Regions from separate parts of the Homo sapiens genome. Here region 1 is linked to region 2. Evidence: chromatin loops called from intact Hi-C (ENCODE). Cell type or tissue: PC-3. All regions are shown on one strand. Links, peaks and the distances in the headings refer to the core of each region. The heading gives the core; the rest is flanking DNA. Region 1 has its middle 25 kb from the start of HECA. Region 2 overlaps ECT2L (epithelial cell transforming 2 like).

Region 1 (8,883 bases), core at 1,496-6,495, 290 kb before region 2:
CCAAAGTATTCAGTGTCAGATTTATTTTATTCAAAGTCATATAATTTTATATTGGGAAGAGACCTTGCAATTCAACCTTTCATCAAGCACTGGAATTCCTTCCACAATATCCCAAGCAGATGGACATTTAGTCTTAGCTTGACTCCTGACTTAACCTGATCATTTAGACATAGCTTGAGCTCCTCCTACAACAGTGAGCTAAGCACTCTGTAAGGCAGCCTACTATATTATTGGACGTTTTTGGTTCCCAGAAACTTCCTTTTTAGGTTGAGATGAATCTTGCATTTCTATAATTTCTGTCCATTGATCATGGCTTTGCTATTTGGAAGATGCTGTATTCTAATTTTGGGGGCAGGCTTAGGTTGCCTAGGTTAGATAGGGTGATGGTTTAAGATATCCTAGGTCCAAAGAGTAGGGAATTAAGAGAGGTGAAATAAGTACATACTTTTAAATCCAACAATTCTTTTTGGGTCTAAGTAAATAGCATAGGTCATTATTATAACTTATATTTAAGGTATATTCAGAGTTAAGCGTATATATTAAGATTTAAAGACCTGTAACACTTAAGTACAATGCAATACTTTCTCATCATTTAATTTTGTATGTTCATCTAATTTCTGGAATCTCCCCAGCCTAAGCTCAAGGAGGTTAAAAGTTTTGGGAGTAGGAGACGTAGGAGACTTTTTGGGGAATAATTTTTCCCCAAAATATATTATTGGATAGAATTTACTTTCCAGTCCAAAAAACTTGATGTTGAAATTGTCACTTATAATCAGAGGTCTCAGTAGACATCTGCATTGTTCCAGCCTTGGTAGAGCTTTGGATTCTGCAAGTAACACTCAAACTCTACCACTTCCCCTGCTTCTGAGGTTAAAAGCAAGTGCCTGTCCTCATTATGATAGTTAAGATCTTATCTTCTCTTGTTTTTCTACCTCTGATAGGCTGTTCTGGTATTTATCCTGGGGGCAAAACAGAAAAGTGGTTGATTTCTTCGTGGCTCAAACAGAAAGATCATCAGGAACATGCACAACACACACACACACACACACACACACACACACACACACACAAGCATTAAGCTCCCTGGGGCCTTGAGGCCTCTACTGTCACTGCATTTCTTTGTTTTTTTTTTTTTTTGAGATGGAGTTTCACTCTTTTTTCCCAGGCTGGAGTTGCAGTGGCACGATCTCGGCTCACCACAACCTCTGCCTCCCAGGTTCAAGCAATTCTCCTGCCTCAGCCTCCCAAGTAGCTGGGATTATAGGTATGCACCACCACACCTGGCTAATTATATATTCTTAGTAGAAACGGAGTTTCACCATGTTGGTCAGGCTCGTCTCGAACTCCTGACCTCAGGTGATCCACTCACCTTGGCCTCCCAAAGTGCTGAGATTATAGGCATGAGCCACCGTGCCCAGTCTCTCACCGCATTTCTAACTCTCCTTCTTCATTGGTGATGGATAAATCACCATGTCTTCTATCTGCTTTGGGGTTTTTCTTCTTCCTCTAAACAAATTTTTGAAAGGGTTATATTGTAAACATTATAGATTCGTACTTTTATAGGTGACTAATAGGCTAAATTCCTTCTGGACAACAATGGAGCTTATATTTCTTTCAGATGCTTCAAAGAATATAGAATGTAAGCTCTAGGAAGCATGCCAGAAACACTTTTGAATCCAAACGGCCGGGTCGAGCCGGGTTATACTGAGAAATTTTGAGATATTTAAAAATCATTACAGCTGACAGAATAATAAACACCTATTCAAATGCAAAATAGTTATTTTTCTCTTTACCTTTTAAAGTCAGTGAAAGAAGGTTCTCACCATTTTACAGCTGTTAAAAAATTTAACTATATGTCACCCACTTTCATAAATATTTACCCAATTTAATCCTTAAAACAAGCCTCGAGGCATTACTCTCTGCATTTTTGAAAATAAGGAAACTGGCTTAAAGAGGAAGAGTTGAGACATGCCTGACAATCCCAGGAGTTGAAGTTGAGGGAGTCTCATGACTTCAGAGCCCAGGCATGTTCACTCTATCATGACTATTCCAGTGACCTGCAGGCTCACTTTGGTCTGCTATTACAAATAAAAGAGACCCTTGAATTTGCTTTCTAAATAATTATCTTCATGCCAGTCACCATGGCTCACGCCTGTAATTCCATCACTTTGGGAGGCCGAGGTGGGAGATTGCTTGAACGCAGGAGTTCAAGACCAGCCTGGGTAACATAGTGAGACTTTGTCTCTACAAAAAATACAAAATTGGCCGGGTATGGTGGCACACACCGGTAGTCCCAGCTACCCGAGAGGCTGAGGTGGGAAGATCTCTTGAGCCTGGAAGGTCAAGGCTGCAGTGAACTGTGATCTTACTGCACTCCAGCCTGGGCAACAGAGCAAGACCCTGTCTAAAGTAATAATCCTCATGATAATAACAATAATATTCCAAACATCTTTTGCCCAGTAAATTTTGATGTTTTGGTTCTCAATCTATGGGCTGGGTAAGACATGTCCTTTGCTGGAGATTTCCACAGGTAAATTGGAAGAAATGACATCTAAGACATGTTTCAACTCTTATGATGGTTAGTTTTATGTCAACTTTACTGGGCTAAGGAGTGCCCGGATAGATGGTAAAACACTATTTCTGGTGGGTTTATGAGGGTACCTCCTGAAGAGATTAGCATTTGAATCTGTACACCAAGCAAGGAAGATCATCCTCACCAATGTGGGCAGGTATCACCTAATCCATGGAGGGCTCAAATAGAACAAAAAGGTAGAGGAAAAGTGAATTTGTTCTTTCTGCTTGAGCTAGGACTTCTATTTCTCTCTTACCCTTGGACATCCACATTCCTGGTTCTTGGGCTTCCAGGCTTAGACCAGGACTTACACCATCCACCTGATTCTCAGGCTTTCAGACTCTGACTGAATCACAGCACTAGCTTGCCTGGTTCTCTAGCCTGTAGACAGCAGATTGTGGGGCATAAGCCAACTCCCATAATAAATCTTTATGTATATGTGTGTGTGTATGTGTGTGTGTGTATCACCTGTTGTTCTGTTTATTTGGAGAACCCAAACACAACTTTAAAACATGTGATTTTGTGAGATTACATGTAACAAAAAAGAAAAGACAAATAAAGAAACATATACTTAAGTATAGACATATTAAGGTAAGTGAGAGTCCTGCTTTGTTTAAGACAAGTCTCACCTGTGAACAAACCTTTAAGTGACCTAAAAACTTTAAAAAGCAAATTGTGGGAGGCTTGCCTTCAGAGATTATGATTCCCAATTTTGTTCTTTTATTTCATTTTGTTTGTTTGTTTTTGTTTTACAGCTACCAGGGATACCAAATTAAAAATTCTTCTTTGGCTTCTTAAAAGCAACCTTTTTAAAGCTCCCCAGGGAATTTTACTGTGCAGCCAAAATTGAGAGCCACTGATTTGGGGTGTATAGGGAGGGCCTGTGGTGGGAGGTGTTGGGGAATGGGACCTGGACAGAGGATGGCCCTCTTAAGAGTCTACGTTTCTGCTCGTGATAAAGAGATTGTGGGAATAAATACCACAACAGGCATTCATCTGCATTGTCTGCGAAGGCTAATTAAAGGAGATGAAGCTTGAGCAGAGTTTTGAAAGAGAACAGAGTATAATTTTATTACAAGGAAAAAGGAGGCAAGATTAGGTCAGAAACTTAGATGTGTAAGAGTGAATTATGTTCAGAGTTGGAACAAAGCTTTAAGCTGAGAACAGTTAAAGAATACCAAGAAACCCATGATCCAAACTTTGTTTCCTTTAGGCACTCAGTAAGTAGTAATTAAATTTCACTGTAGTTGAACTGAAATAATCTTAGTGGAAAACCGTCAAGTGGCTCAGATTAAATTTTTGTATTTACCACTGTATCCATTTAATCCTGGATCTGCTCTCTCGGATTTAGAAATTCTAAAACCCAGGAATTACTCTGTTCATTGTCTCTTCCCATTGCATGTCATCTTTGCAGCGGCACAATGAATGGAAATAGATACTATTAGCAACTTACACTTCCTATCTTGAGCAGATCAAATATCTCTCTAACCCCATTCAATGAAAGGTAATGGATCTTTAAAATGTCCCAATATCCACAAACATAGTGCATCACTGCTCTTAAGGGTCCTTATGATGATGGTCCCATGACTACAGGACAGAAAGATCACATTTTTACAAAACATTTCCACTGAATTTTATAATCTAATCATACCTTAAGAATTACATCTAGTTCCTTGAAAAAAATTATAAAACATTTCCCATCCTGTTTTAAATATTACTTTTTTTGTTCAATAGAGAGGTAAGTCAAATATGGATAGTTTATTAAATACATAAAGGACCTATTCACTAGCTAATGAATTTAGAGTGAAATTTTAATACTTACCTGAAAATCAAATATGACCTTCCTGTCATGTTTGTCCTGTGTATTAATCTGTTCTCACGCTGCTATAAAGAACTGCCTGAGACTGGGTAATTTATAAAAGAAAGAGGTTTAACTGACTCACAGTTCAGCATGACCGGGGAGGCCTCAGGAAACTTACAGTCATGGTGGAAGGGGAAGCAAACACGTCCGTCTCCACATGGTGGCACAAGAGAGAGGTGCTGAGCAAAGGGGGAAAAGCCTCTTATAAAAGCATCAGATCTCCTGAGAACTCACTCACTGTCACAAGAACTGCATGGAGGTAACTGCCCCCATGATTCAATTACCTTCCACCGGTTCCCTCTCCCAACACCTAGGGATTATGGGAACTGCAATTCCCAATTTGGGTGGGGACACAGCCAAACCATATCATCCTGTCTTCCCTTGGGGACTGTGCCATCAACACTTAAAGATCAGCAAACTGTAGCCCCAGCATCCAATCAACACAACAAGCTTTTACCAGCAGTCACTATTCATAAGTAGCAAGGCATGGCAGAACAAAAGATCCTAATTGTCTTTACGTGGACATGTCATAAGGTATGCTGGACTCATTAATATGATTTGTGAAAATACTGTAATATCTGACCTTGAAAAACACAGAAACAGTCACAGTTTGTCTTTAGTGCCACCATCTCTCAATCATAAATTCATTCATTCACAAAATCATTCATTCAACAAACACTTCCTGCGGCTGCACTATGTGCCAGACACATGTTTGTCCTGTGTATTAATCCGTTCTCACGCTGCTATAAAGAACTGCCCGAGACTGGGTAATTTATAAAGGAAAGAGGTTTAATTGACTCACAGTTCAGCAAGGCTAGGGAGGCCTCAGGAAGCTTATGATCATGGTGGAAGGGGAAGCAAACACATCCCTCTTCACATGGTGGCACAAGATGTTTTTTTCATAGAGACCGAGTCTCGCTATGTTGCCCAGGCTGGTCTTGAACTCCTGGGCTCAGGAGGCGGTTATCTCCATGCTGTTCATGTGATAGTGAGTGAGTTCTCAGGAGACTAAAAGCAAGACAGGCTATTCTCTGCTTTCATAGAGTTTAGTGAGGAAAACTAGCAATTAACAGTTAAATAAAAATTACAGTTAAAAATTGAAACATAAATGGTATAAAGGTAACAGTGGGTCATGTGAGACATGTGTAAGAAGGAACCAACCCTGCACATGGAGAGAAGAAGGCTCTAGATGAGGCTGAAGAGTAAGGTGGTCACAGCCAGGTTTTACAGACCTCTTTTCTATTCAGCTTGGATCCTATCTGCTGCCCAGCGCCAGGAGCTGAGACTAGCCAAGGACACCTTCTGCAGAGCCCAGACTGAGCTGGAGCCTTCCTGTCTCCTTGGTGAAAACTCTCCCGCGGCAGACTCAGCGTTGCATTATGTACGCATGCACGCTGCCATCAGGGGTGTCGGTGGAGCAGGGGCGGGGTGGTGGGCTTGTTTCTCCATGTGTCTCTGTGTGTTGGTGGGGGTGCATATTGCTAGCATAATTCACAGGTTTTAATTTATTTTATTTATTTATTTATTTTTTTTGAGACAGAGTTTCACTCTGTCTCCCAGGCTAGAATGCAGCGTTGCAATCATGGCTCACTGCAGCCTCGACCTGCCAGGTTCAAGTGATTCTCCTGCCTCAGCCTCCCAAGTGGCTGGGACCACAGGTGTGTGCCACCACACCCAGCTAATTAAAAAACATTTTTTTTCATAGAGACAGGATCTCGCTATGTTGCCCAGGCTTGTCTTGAACTCCTGGATTCAAGTGATCCTCCCACCTGGGCTTCCCAGAGTGCTGACTGGGATTACAGACATGAGCCACTGCACCCAGCATCAGCGTTTTTAAAAACACATGGACACAGGAAGGTGAACATCACACACCGGGGACTGTTGTGGAGTGGGGGGAGGGGGGAGGGATAGCATTAGGAGACATACCTAATGATAAATGACGAGTTAATGGGTGCAGCACACTAATATGGCACATGTATACAAATGTAACAAACCTGCACGTTGTGCCCATGTACCCTAAAATTTAAAGTATAATAATAATAATAATAAAAACAGTTGTATTACGTATTTCTATGATGCCATGTGAATATCTTGTAATTTTAATTATTTAACCAAAATTTGCTTTAAAATGAGGCCATTGAGAAAAATAAATAAATAAAATAAATAAAAATAAAAATAAAGTTAATTATTTTTTTCTCCTGTAGCTGCAAACTTAATTTTTTTAAGAAAACTAAATGGATGATTATTCTTCACATTCGTTGCTTGCCAGAAAGCCCAAACGTACTGACAGTGTGGAAGCCACTTCAGAGAGGCCTATGGACCCTCTGACCCACTAACTTTTTGAGGTAAGTAGGGGATAGGGAAGAGGAATTCTACAACAAGAGCTTTGAAGTCTGTGATTCATGTCAGCAAGTTAGGGAACATCTCAGGGGGACCTATGTGACAAGCCATCAGCTGTGGCTGCACTATTTAGCTTTGAAGTCCTTAACTTTTTAAAACCAGCACCCCTTTTGATACACATAAGAAACTCATACACTCTGTTATTGGTTGAATTGTGTCCTACCGAAAACATGTTGAAGCTCTAGCCCCCAGTATTTGTGAATGTGACCTCATTTGGAAATAGAATCTTTCAGATGATCAAGCTAAGATGACGTCATTCGGATGGGCCCTAATTCAGTATGACTGCATCCTTATGAAAAGGGGAAATCGGACACACAGGGAGAATGCCATGTAAAGTTGAAGGCAAGGTGATGCATCGACAAGTCAAGGAAAGCCAAAGGCTGCCAGCAAACCAAAGAAGCTCAGCAAGAGGCATGGAACAGATTCTCCCTCAGGCAGAACGAATGCTGCTAATACCTTGATCTTGGACTTCTAGCCTCCAGAACTGTAAGACAATACACTTCTGTTGTTTTAAGCCATCCAAAGTAGTATCGCGTTCATGCTAGTTTGTTATGCAGCCAGCGCAAACTAATACATACCCCAACCATCCTATTTGAAATTTCAAAACAAATGGAAAAGAAACTTCTTGTTTCTACCTTTTTTTTTTTTTTTTTTTTTTTTAGACAGAGTCTCGCTCATCACCCAGACTGGAGTGCAGTGGCATGATCTCGGCTCATTGCAACCCCTGCCTCTCAGGTTCAAGCGATTCTACTGCCTCAGCCTCCTTTGTAGCTGGGATTACAGGTACACGCCACCACGCCCAGCTAATTTTTGTATTTTTAGTAGACACAGGGTTTCGCCATGTTGGCCAGGCTGGTCTCGAACTCCTGACCTCAGGTGATCCACCTGCACAGCTTCCCAAAGTGCTGGGATTACAGGTGTGAGCTACCACGCCGGACCTGCTTCTACATTTAAAAATAAAAAGCTACAAAATGGAGAAACATGACTAAATTTATTAAAATATTGAAAATGCTTTTAAGAAATATATATTGCAGCCCACCCATTTCTGGAGATGCTGACATTCCCTGTGAAAGGATATCACTCCTTCACGCTGTACAGTTGAGAGTCACTGCTTTAGCTTCTCTGGTTTATACTGCAGTAGGGAGGGAAGGCTTGGGCACCAGCCAAACCTTCTTTCAGCCTCAGAGGAAACCTCCACCAAGGTATGATATGGGGGAGAGGTAGTGAAATCCTATGCAATGCCCTACCAAAGACACCACCTGATTATGCCCATCAAACAATACAACAGCAGGCTGGACAATTATGTCCATCCTTAGGCATAGGCATCTAGAAAACCATCCAACTTAACAGAGAAGTGGAAACCAGGAAGGCCTCATCTTTATACTATCTTGACCCCAGTTCTAGCTTGTCATGGATAGGGGAATGTCGTCTTGCTTTGGAACTAAGGTTATGAATACTGTAATAGTTTCATAGGGCCACCATAACAAAGTACCAAAAACCAGGTAGCTAAACCAACAAAAATGTATTGTCTCAGAATTCTGGAGGCTAGAATTTCAAAATCAACGTGTTGGGAAAGTTGGTTCCTTCTGAGGGAAAATCGGCTCCATGCCTTTCATCCAGTTCCTGGCAGCTGAGATACCCCTTGGCTTGAAGATACGTCACTCCAATCCTCCTTCTTCATATGGTGTTCTCCCTGTGTGACTGTAACTGTCCAATCCTCCCTCTTCATATGGTATTCTCCCTGTGTGACTGTAACTGTGAGCAAATTTCCCATCACAATCCTACCTTTTTTTTTTTTTTGAGACAGAATCTCACTTTGTTGCCCAGGTTGGAGTGCCATGGCACAAGCATGGCTCATTGCAGCCTCAACCTCCTGGGTTCAGGTGATCCTCCCATCTCAGCCTCGGGGGTAGCTGGGACTACAGGCACATGCCACCATGCTGGGTTAGGTTAATTTTTGATAGAGATGGGGTTTTGTCATTTTACCCAGCCCGGTCTCGAACACCCGGCCTCAAGGAATCTGCCTGCCTCTATCTCCCATACTGCTGGG
Region 2 (8,883 bases), core at 3,236-8,235:
TTTCTTGTTGCTGCTCTAACAAATTTGTAAACAAAGCTACCACAAATGTAGTGGCTTAAAGCAGCACAGACTGATCTTCTTACGGTTCTGGAGGTCAGAAGTCTGAAGTCATTTTCTCTGGGCTACAGTCAGTCCCTGTGTCTTTTCCTGCTCCTGGCAGCTGCCTGCCTTCCTTGGCTCATGTCCTCTTCCTCCGTCTTCAAACCCAGCAGTGGAGCCTCTTCGGCCTCCCCATCAAGGGGCTAGAAGCTTTGATGTCTGGCTGCTTCCAGGGTTCACCCTTTTTCTATTTTAGTTTTATTCTACTAGAATATAAACTGCAGTGGGCAGGCCCTTTTCCGCTCTGCTCACTGTTGAGTCCCATGCACTCAGAACTGTGCTTGGTCCATGGTAGGCACTCAGTCAATATTTGTTCAATGCTAAATGAAGAAACTAGCTTTTGTCATGCTTCATTTACTTACCCTTATGTAGGTGAAATAACCCTAATTTCTATCTGGCGGTGCACACAATTCTAAAGCTGACACCACAGCTCTGAAAAGCACATGATCAAGGTACAGGCCAATCCCCTGGCCACAGCAAGTGGCCAGAAGTGGGCATGGGCCTAAACGAGTCTAATCAGAGTAAAGCCCAAACAAATGTTTTTTTTTTTCTTCTGGACACATCTGAGGGAATGGAAGGAGAAAGCCATGGCTACAGAGGCAGAACAGAGGCGCAGGAAGAAAGAAGCCATTGGTTTCACTACGGAAGCACTGCAAGAAGCTTCAGCTGCAGGAAGACCCATATCTGGAGTTTTCAATGATGTGAGAACAAACTATTTCCTTCATTATTCACATCAAGTTCGGGCTGCCTGGAGTGAAACACATTCTAAAGCCAGTAGGTAGCATCACAAGTGCAAAATGAAAAAGGCACCCACAGAACTGGGACAAATTTTGTTTCATTGCACTGAGACTAGAAGGGACGAGACAGCTCATGTGGTCTGTGTTCCTGCCTTCAAGGAGGAGTAGAATCAAGAAATGGAAGAAGCCTTGGGGCTTTCAGGTCACCCACGCCTGTGTCTGACCCTTGGCTGTACACCAGATCACCTGGGGAACTTTGTAAAAACAGCTTCCTCCACCCCATTCCATTGCGTTGAGCCAAAATCTCTAGGGGTGAGGCTCATTATCTGTTTCACAAACTCCAAGTGATTCTGAGGGACCATCCCTTAACAACTGTGAACTTTCCTTTGGTAGAAGGAAGCAGCATAGCAGATCCTAATGCTAATGCCGACATCAAATTCAAAGCACTGAATGTGTGTATCATGGTCTTAGAAGTATGTATAACTCATTTCTGAATCACTTTATTGAAGACCCAAATTAATTAAATACTTAGACTATGCATGAGAGTCTGAAGGCCTTTCTCCTGTGTGTAAAAGGAATCTGTTTCACTGCTAATTGCTTTTTGTTTTTTCCTTCCTGTTTCTCAGATAAAATTTGGAGAGTTGAGATGACCAGAGAAGTGACTACTAGATAAATGGACTGTTATGGACCATTTTCAACCTATTTTTCTTCCTTTCACTGTAAACAATTAACGGCAGCTTCAGATTTAGCAAATTCAAGGAATCAATGATGTTATCAAGGGCCAAGGATTTTTTATATTTTCACTTTGCCATCCTCAACCATTTACTTTGGTCCTCGGGCTTGTCCCAAAATAGTTCTCAAATGACTAACTGCAGTGAGCATTGGTCTTCACACAACAGTCACCACAGCTAGCAGGATGGAAGAAAAGACGTTCATCCTCAAATCTTGTTTAAGTTTCTTTCAGCAAGAAGAAGACTCTCCACCCTTATGTCTCCCTGGGCAGAATTAATATCTACACGCCCTTTCCTAAAGCAGACACCATCCAGGGGAGGCAGTGATCATGATGAATTTAGTCCAACCCTGACCCACCCTTGGTAGGGTGGGGGTTACTTACCAGCCACTCCTGAAGCATAGAATGCCTTGTAGGGGGTGGAAATCAGGGTTTCTGTCAGGAAGAAGGAGAGGAATGTGGAATGGCTTGGCTGGGCCAGTAATCAACAGTGTCTAACCCGGTAAGCAGGAATTGAAGAAAGACAAGGGGAAAGATTTCTCCAGCCACCTTGAATTAAGTAATGAAAACTTGAATTATGCAAAGTATTAGTAATCTCCTATATTCTAACACTTGGTTTTTTGTTTTTTGTTTTTTTTTTGGTACATGAAGTCTTGCTCTGTAGCCCAGGCTGGAGTGCAATGGTGCGATCTCAGTTCACTGCAACCTCCACCTCCCAGGTTCAAGCGATTCTCCTGCCTCAGCCTCCCGAATAGCTGGGATTAGAGGTGCCCGCCACCACGCCCGGCTAATTTTTTTTTAATTAAAACTTGGAATATTTTGAAAAACTCCTTCCTCCTAGAGAGCTACCAAATGAAAATTTTTTTCTGATTATCTTTTTGTCATTTTTGGAATTAGGAGTGCTTTAGATATCTGAATTCATTCAACAAGCATTTATTGAGTGGCTGCTATGTGCCTGGTATGGCTCTAAGTGCTAGAGATGAAAAGAGTCACCAAAGTCTTTGCTATCATGGAGCCATCATTCTAATGGGGTAGGCAGACAGCAAATAAACAAGTCCTGCATGTCACATAGTGTCAGGTGGTGTCAAGCGGTAGACAGAGAAGCTCAACATGAGAAAGGAGGGGAGAGCAGCTCCACACACTCACAAAATGGGAGTGAGAACTTCAAGCCAGTGGATGTTGCCTAATATAGGCCAATAACCTTCCCTCCATCCACACAAAAAAAAAGAGCTTTGGCTTTCTGCTTTCTCCCTTCCTTTTAAAACGCAATGATTTCCTTTTTTTTTTTTTTTTTTTAAGCATCATCCACCTCTAAAAACCATCCCAATTGCAAATGCTAATATTTCATACAGTTATCCTTAACCAGCCCATGCAGGTAGAAGGGCAGGAACATGTGCAGAATACTGGGCAAAGGGGAAGGAAGTGAAGATGACTCAAATTTCCAGACTTGCCTTGGATATTTAGAAAACAGTCGTTTTAGATACAAGTGTACACTTTCACTTTGAATACTCCCCTCTCCTCTCTGACAAAGATTCTCTGCTTGACCAAACTTTAGTCAAGCTTCTGAAACTTCCCCTTGGCCCACCTGTGCACTTCCTTATAAAATTCTGCTTTAGTAAAGAGCCCTGTTAAGTCAGTTTAGGAAGAACCCCCCACCCCCGGATATCTTGTCAGGTTCCTCATCCTCCACCCTCCCCCAGGTGTTGTCTGAGCACCCTGGCCTGTCATCAGCGAGAGTCCTGTTGGGTCAGTGTATTCAGATCCCCGCTTACCCCTGATGTTTCCTCGAGTAATTTTCCATCCATTGAGCCCCATCCTGCTCCTTGGCTATCCGCCCATGCTGCATTTGAAGTTGAGCCCAATCTCTCTCCCGTGACCCCATGCAGCAGTCCCTGTAGCTATCTCCAAGGTTCTCAGTAACGTCCGCCTTACTGTCTTCAGCAAGTTTCATTCGATGTTTTCTTCTTTAACCTCTTTACCATCTCCACACAGAAATACTCTCCTTTTAAATGGACATTCAGTAACTGAGAGTGACATGGCTGCTCTATATTTAAAATTAACCTAGGAGTATGTTGTCTCTGAAAAACTGCACACCAGATTGCCTCACAGATCACAGCTGAGACAGACGTCCTCAAGTGAGCCCTCACAGGCTGCGTGGGAAGAATGGAAGAGGGGGTAATGAAGTGGGAGAGGGGGCTGTTCTCTCTTAATACACCTTGGTGGATATTTTTCTGCCCTCCAACCCCATTTCAAGTCTGCTCTGATGGAGACAAGTGACGAGAGTGAATCCTTCATGGGCTGTTTATGATCTCACACGCACACGCACATACACACCTGGGTCAATGCATTCCCCCTCTAGGGAATGCAGTTGCATGAATGCTGCCCCACCCATCCAGGAAAGCTGCAAGTTTGAGCAGCTCTGGCTCTGGAACCAAAGGCCTTTGTTTGAGGAATTACCAGGCACTAAGCAGAGGCAATTCAAAACCGGTTCCACCAGTGTGGCAAGGGGACTGATTCAAACTCCTCACGGGTTTCTCTGAGTGTAACAGACACAAGCAGCCCAGTTTCCTTTAAGGAGTCACAGGAAAGGTCAACCTAGTCAAGTGGTAGGGGAAAGACATCACTGGAAACCATTAGTCATGTGGACGACACGGGGCCATAACATACCAAGAAAAGCCACAATTGAGGTATAAAGTTGCTAGGCATGAAAGACCAGCAGAGAAGTCTTCCCAGGAGAAGGGACATTTTAGTTTGCCAGAGGGATGGTTTAAGAAGCTAAACCTTTAAAAAATGTCTTAAATATCATAAAATTCCACTTAGGAAATCATCTTAAAACTTACTAGGGAATACTTATTAGGCCAGGAAAGAAAACTCTAAGATATTTGAATATATCTCATAGAGATTATGAATAATTTTTTAAAAGAAAATTGTGTTGACAGTTTCCACCAATATTGCAATACCCTGTTTATAACTGACTGAATTAAAACAAAATTATTTGGAAATTATAAAACCATCTAAAACAATGGCCTCTCTACCTTGAAAGAAAGGTATTGCACAAATATAGCCTAGCTTACATATAAACATTTCAAGTATTCAAATAATACTAATTTCTTTCATTTATTAATTTATTTACAGTTATTGGGTAAGCAAGACTACAGGAATAAATGATCCAAAAGAAATGCTTAATAATTAAAAATTGATTGCACTACCATTGGACCCAGCAATTCCACTCCTATATGTATAGCTAAGAGAAATAAAACATCTCTATGCAAAACTTGGACACAGATGTTCATAGCAGCACTATTTATAATAATTATTTACAATAATCAACTGAGGAGTGGATAAATAAAATATGGCACATCCATACAATGGGATAATATTTGGCAATAAAGGAAAGAAGTACTGACATGTGTAACAAAATGGATGAACCTTGAGAACGTTATAATATGTGAAAGAAGCCAGTCACAAAAGACCACATACTGTCTAATTCCATTTATACGAAAAGTCCAGAATAGGCAAATTTATAGAGACAGAAAGCAGATTTGTGTTTGCCCAGATCTAGAGGGATGGAGATGAGAAGTTACTGTTAATGGGTAGGGGGGTTCTTTGTGGGATGATGAAATGGTCTAAACTTAACATGTGATGATGATCACACAACTCTGTGAATGTACCGGAACCACTGAATTGTACCCGTAAATGGGTGATTTTTATTGTATGTGAATTATATCTCAATAAAGATGTTTAGGCCGGGCGCGGCGGCTCATGCCTGTAATCCCAGCACTTTGGGAGGCCGAGGCAGGCAGATCATGAGATCAGGAGATCGAGACCATCCTGGCTAACACGGTGAAACCCCATCTCTACTAAAAATACAAAAAAAGTAGCTGGGCGTGGTGGTGGGCGCCTGTAGTCCCAGCTACTCAGGAGGCTGAGGCAGGAGAATGGCATGAACCCCGGGGGCAGAGCTTGCAGTGAGCTGAGATCGCGCCACTGCACTCCAGCCTGGGCGACAGAGCAAGACTCCATCTCAAAAAAAAAATGTTTAAAGGAAATTTATACTAACATTCATGAAACTATGAAATACAGTCTGCTCTCTGAAGAAATGCTGCTGCTATCCAAAAACAAACAAACAAACAAAAAAAAAAAGTACTTTCACTGAACAGGTTAGTTTTATATTCTTGTCTCACAGAAAAAAGAATTCAGTTACCGGACAAAGGATGCAATTTCCAGTGACAAAAAGTCAGGCCTGAGTTAAGCTGCTTCAAAATATACCATAAGATCTCTAATGACCTCCAGTGGTCACAACTAAAATTGCCTGGTTTATGATACGTGAGCCTAGAACATGATGCACAAAGTGGTTATAAATGTGAGGTCTGGTCTGTTATTTTCTTATCTTGAAAGCTGCAAAGTTGGAGTAAAAAGAAACATAGCCAATGACTATCATAAAATGTCTTCCCCCTGATTTTTCAACATTGACTGAAGGGCCTGTTTATCTGTGCCCTGTCTTTGCAGCCTCTTTCAACAGAGCCAGGAAGATGCCTGTCTCCTTCCAGTGACTCCATGGGGAGAGTCCGTTAACAATCTGCTTTGCACCCACAGATGCAGGAGTAGCTGACAGGTGAGGAGGAGAGAAAAAATGGCTGATCAAAAGAGACTGGCAGGAAAACATGTAAGAAAGAACAGGAAGCAAGTACTCCACCTAAAATATGCCAATTTGATCATGCACCACTCTCAGATATTTTTGCTGGGTATCTAAGACATCCGAAGGTTACCCTCTCCTGCAACCTCACCACCAAGTTCTAGTGAAAGTACCTAACATCAAATGATGCCATACCTAGAGTTTTTCTAAACAAACATTAGTAAATAAGCCCAAACAACTTCACACAGTCTCCTCTGTAGGACTGATGAAGTCCCAGCTCTTTCTCCTCTGGGCAAAAGATTCATTCAAAAGGACAATGTTTCAGAAATAGTATTCTATTATTTTTACCCTCATTGTTGGCCTCGGGCTACCAGAAATCCTCCAGACTAACATAAGGCTTTTTATCTGGCATTGAGGGCTGGAAAACCATCCTGCCACGTACCTGCTACCAGCCTGGCTGGATTCTTCAACCACACCCAGGCAAGCTGGAGGGCTCTCTAGAATATTTCGGTCAGTCCACACATATCTTGAATTTCACGAAAGAGAATCCGTTTCTAACATTCATCTGGCTGGTTAACAAGCCACGGGTTGTTTTGAGAATAATGTCTGATATTTGCTATGCTAATTAGTAAAGTATCTAATAACTCAGGTATTGTGACCTTCCAATCTAGAGCTGGCTAATGACCCCTAGGGTATTCATTCCTGACCAGAACAGGAGCTGACCCTGGGCATAACTTCAACTCACAGATGTCACACCATCTGTGCTGAGTGTTTTAAAGTAAATTACAGACATAACATGAGGGAAGGGGAAGAAAGAGAAAGAGAACCCTCTTCGTAATCCTTGACTAGGGCTGTATAAGTCTTGCCCATATTCCTAAATGTTTCAACCACTGTCACTTGTCATATATTTTGTAGATCCATCCATTCATTTAATGATTATGCCTACCTATGTCCCAGACATCCATTTGCAATATATTGTCTGTCTGATGGTTCCAAGGAAAATTTAATATGCTAAGAGAATGTTAAAAATTCACTGACTGAAGCCATTGTGTTTTTGCCAACATGAAACAGTCCCACCATAGTATGAAAGCATTAAATCCTCCCCACGGCTTCACTTCAGCCTCAAGGCAAAAGCAGGCACTGGAAAAGTCTGTTTATAAACCTTAAAATATCAATTACCTTGTTTTTTTTTCTCCCTAGGAACAAAAAATCTCTTAAAGGTTATATAAACATTTATATACGGTTTTCTTTAAGAATCAATGTTAATTACATCATTAGGCTACATTTACCTTAATTGTGATTTAGTGCATCTTAAAAAAATTGCGAATAAGAATTCTTGACGTTGCTTGTTAGTCCAGAGGTCAAACCAATGACTTATAAGAGCCACTCTTTCCTGAAAGAGCTATAAGGGGGAGGGGAGGAAGTGACATTTGCTGTACAGTTCATTGTTTTTAATTGCTAAGCAATCTTTAGACAATCTACCAGCAACCTCACAGCTAATATTTGCAGAGTGCATTACAGTTCACAGAGCGCTTTCACATATAGAGAGAAAGGTCTCTCCTTTCAGGTTAAACTTTTTACCCAGGGATACTGACAGGCCCAGGCTTGTTGGGTGGGTTGATGGGAAAGACTGGCAGTGATGTAATTATAGAGGGGCCCAAGAAGGGCCTCTGGAAAACAAAGAGGTAATGATTCCTGGATCTTGTTTCTACCTAGGCTAATGTGGCCTAGGGAAACAGAGTCCACACATTTCATTTTGAAAACATATACGGGCTACACTCATTTAATTGTGAAAACAGAACCATTTGAGGTAGGTATAACTTCACTAACTCACAACCCTGGATCTTTATAGCACCCACCAAGATGAAAGTAAGTATCGCTAAATAGCCAACAGAGACATGTCTCTAGGGAAGACATACATTAAGGACCAGAGTCCCCCAAACCTGCGTTTCGGTCCAGCTTTGCTCAGATAGAGATAACAAACTCACTGTTATTATCATAGGTCAGGCTTTAGTCCCAGCCTGGTCTAGTCTCCTTCTCTGGTGAATGAGGCTGAACTCACAAGAGCACCCAGTTTGCCTTCTCTATTGCCAGAGCCACCATAGGCCATTAAATGACGACTTCCTGAATTACCTTAAAATAGGAGAGGCATCCCCAGGCCACATGGAACCATCCAGTTGGCACAGGAGGGAAGAGAGGATTACAAATACAGAGGAACACAAGCATGAATACTCCCAGCCCCCACCACCAAAATCACCTTCTCACCTCCTTCCCTATCTACAGCAACTGTGTGTCCTAGAGGTCTCTATTTTGTTCCTGGAGGTACTGAGTGGAAGGGGAGGCCATCTGGAGCCTCCCTTAAGGTAGGAGATGAGAACTGGGGTGAGAAGAGACTGTCTTTGGGACAAAGCTAAGTTTATTTTTGTTTAAACTGAAAAGCTAAATTCTTTAGAGAGTTTTTCTTTAAAAATGTGGCAACATGAGACCCAATATATCACAGGAAAATTAACCTTACGAATTAAACTTGTTCTGTTTTAAAGTATGTAACTTACCTGTCTATTTAATGACTTGTTGCTAAAAGGTGTCCAGGCACTAAATCTGGTGTGGAAGCTCTCCATTTCTGGAGTTCTCCAGGAAGAATCCCCAGCTGACGTCTCAGCAAATTTTCTTCCACTTCTAGA

The links. A loop is a pair of places that touch in the nucleus more often than their neighbours do. Peaks named below come from ENCODE experiments on the same cell type or tissue, not always from the same donor. Only the 100,000 strongest peaks of a DNase experiment are listed, where the experiment ranks them.
Region 1: it touches region 2 in a loop (5-fold over the local background); 32 of 110 quality-filtered maps call a loop at or near these places.

Annotation. Positions count from the first base shown.
Region 1 is chr6:139,105,452-139,114,334 of GRCh38, reverse strand. No RefSeq gene overlaps it. Among named protein-coding and RNA genes, the nearest start is that of HECA, 25 kb to the left of the region's middle. RefSeq lists a silencer at 4,469-4,763. In PC-3, for the core only: a CTCF peak has its summit at 4,589 (motif pointing right); no DNase peak of the experiment used is centred there.
Region 2 is chr6:138,813,212-138,822,094 of GRCh38, reverse strand. ECT2L (epithelial cell transforming 2 like) reads right to left here. Exons shown (of 22, transcript NM_001077706.3): 3 at 8,755-8,883; 4 at 7,492-7,604. The coding sequence starts at 8,820. Among named protein-coding and RNA genes, the nearest start is that of ECT2L, 22 kb to the right of the region's middle. In PC-3, for the core only: a CTCF peak has its summit at 5,868 (motif pointing left); DNase peaks (open chromatin) are centred at 4,094 and 5,844; H3K4me3 peaks cover 565 bases; H3K27ac peaks cover 2,545 bases.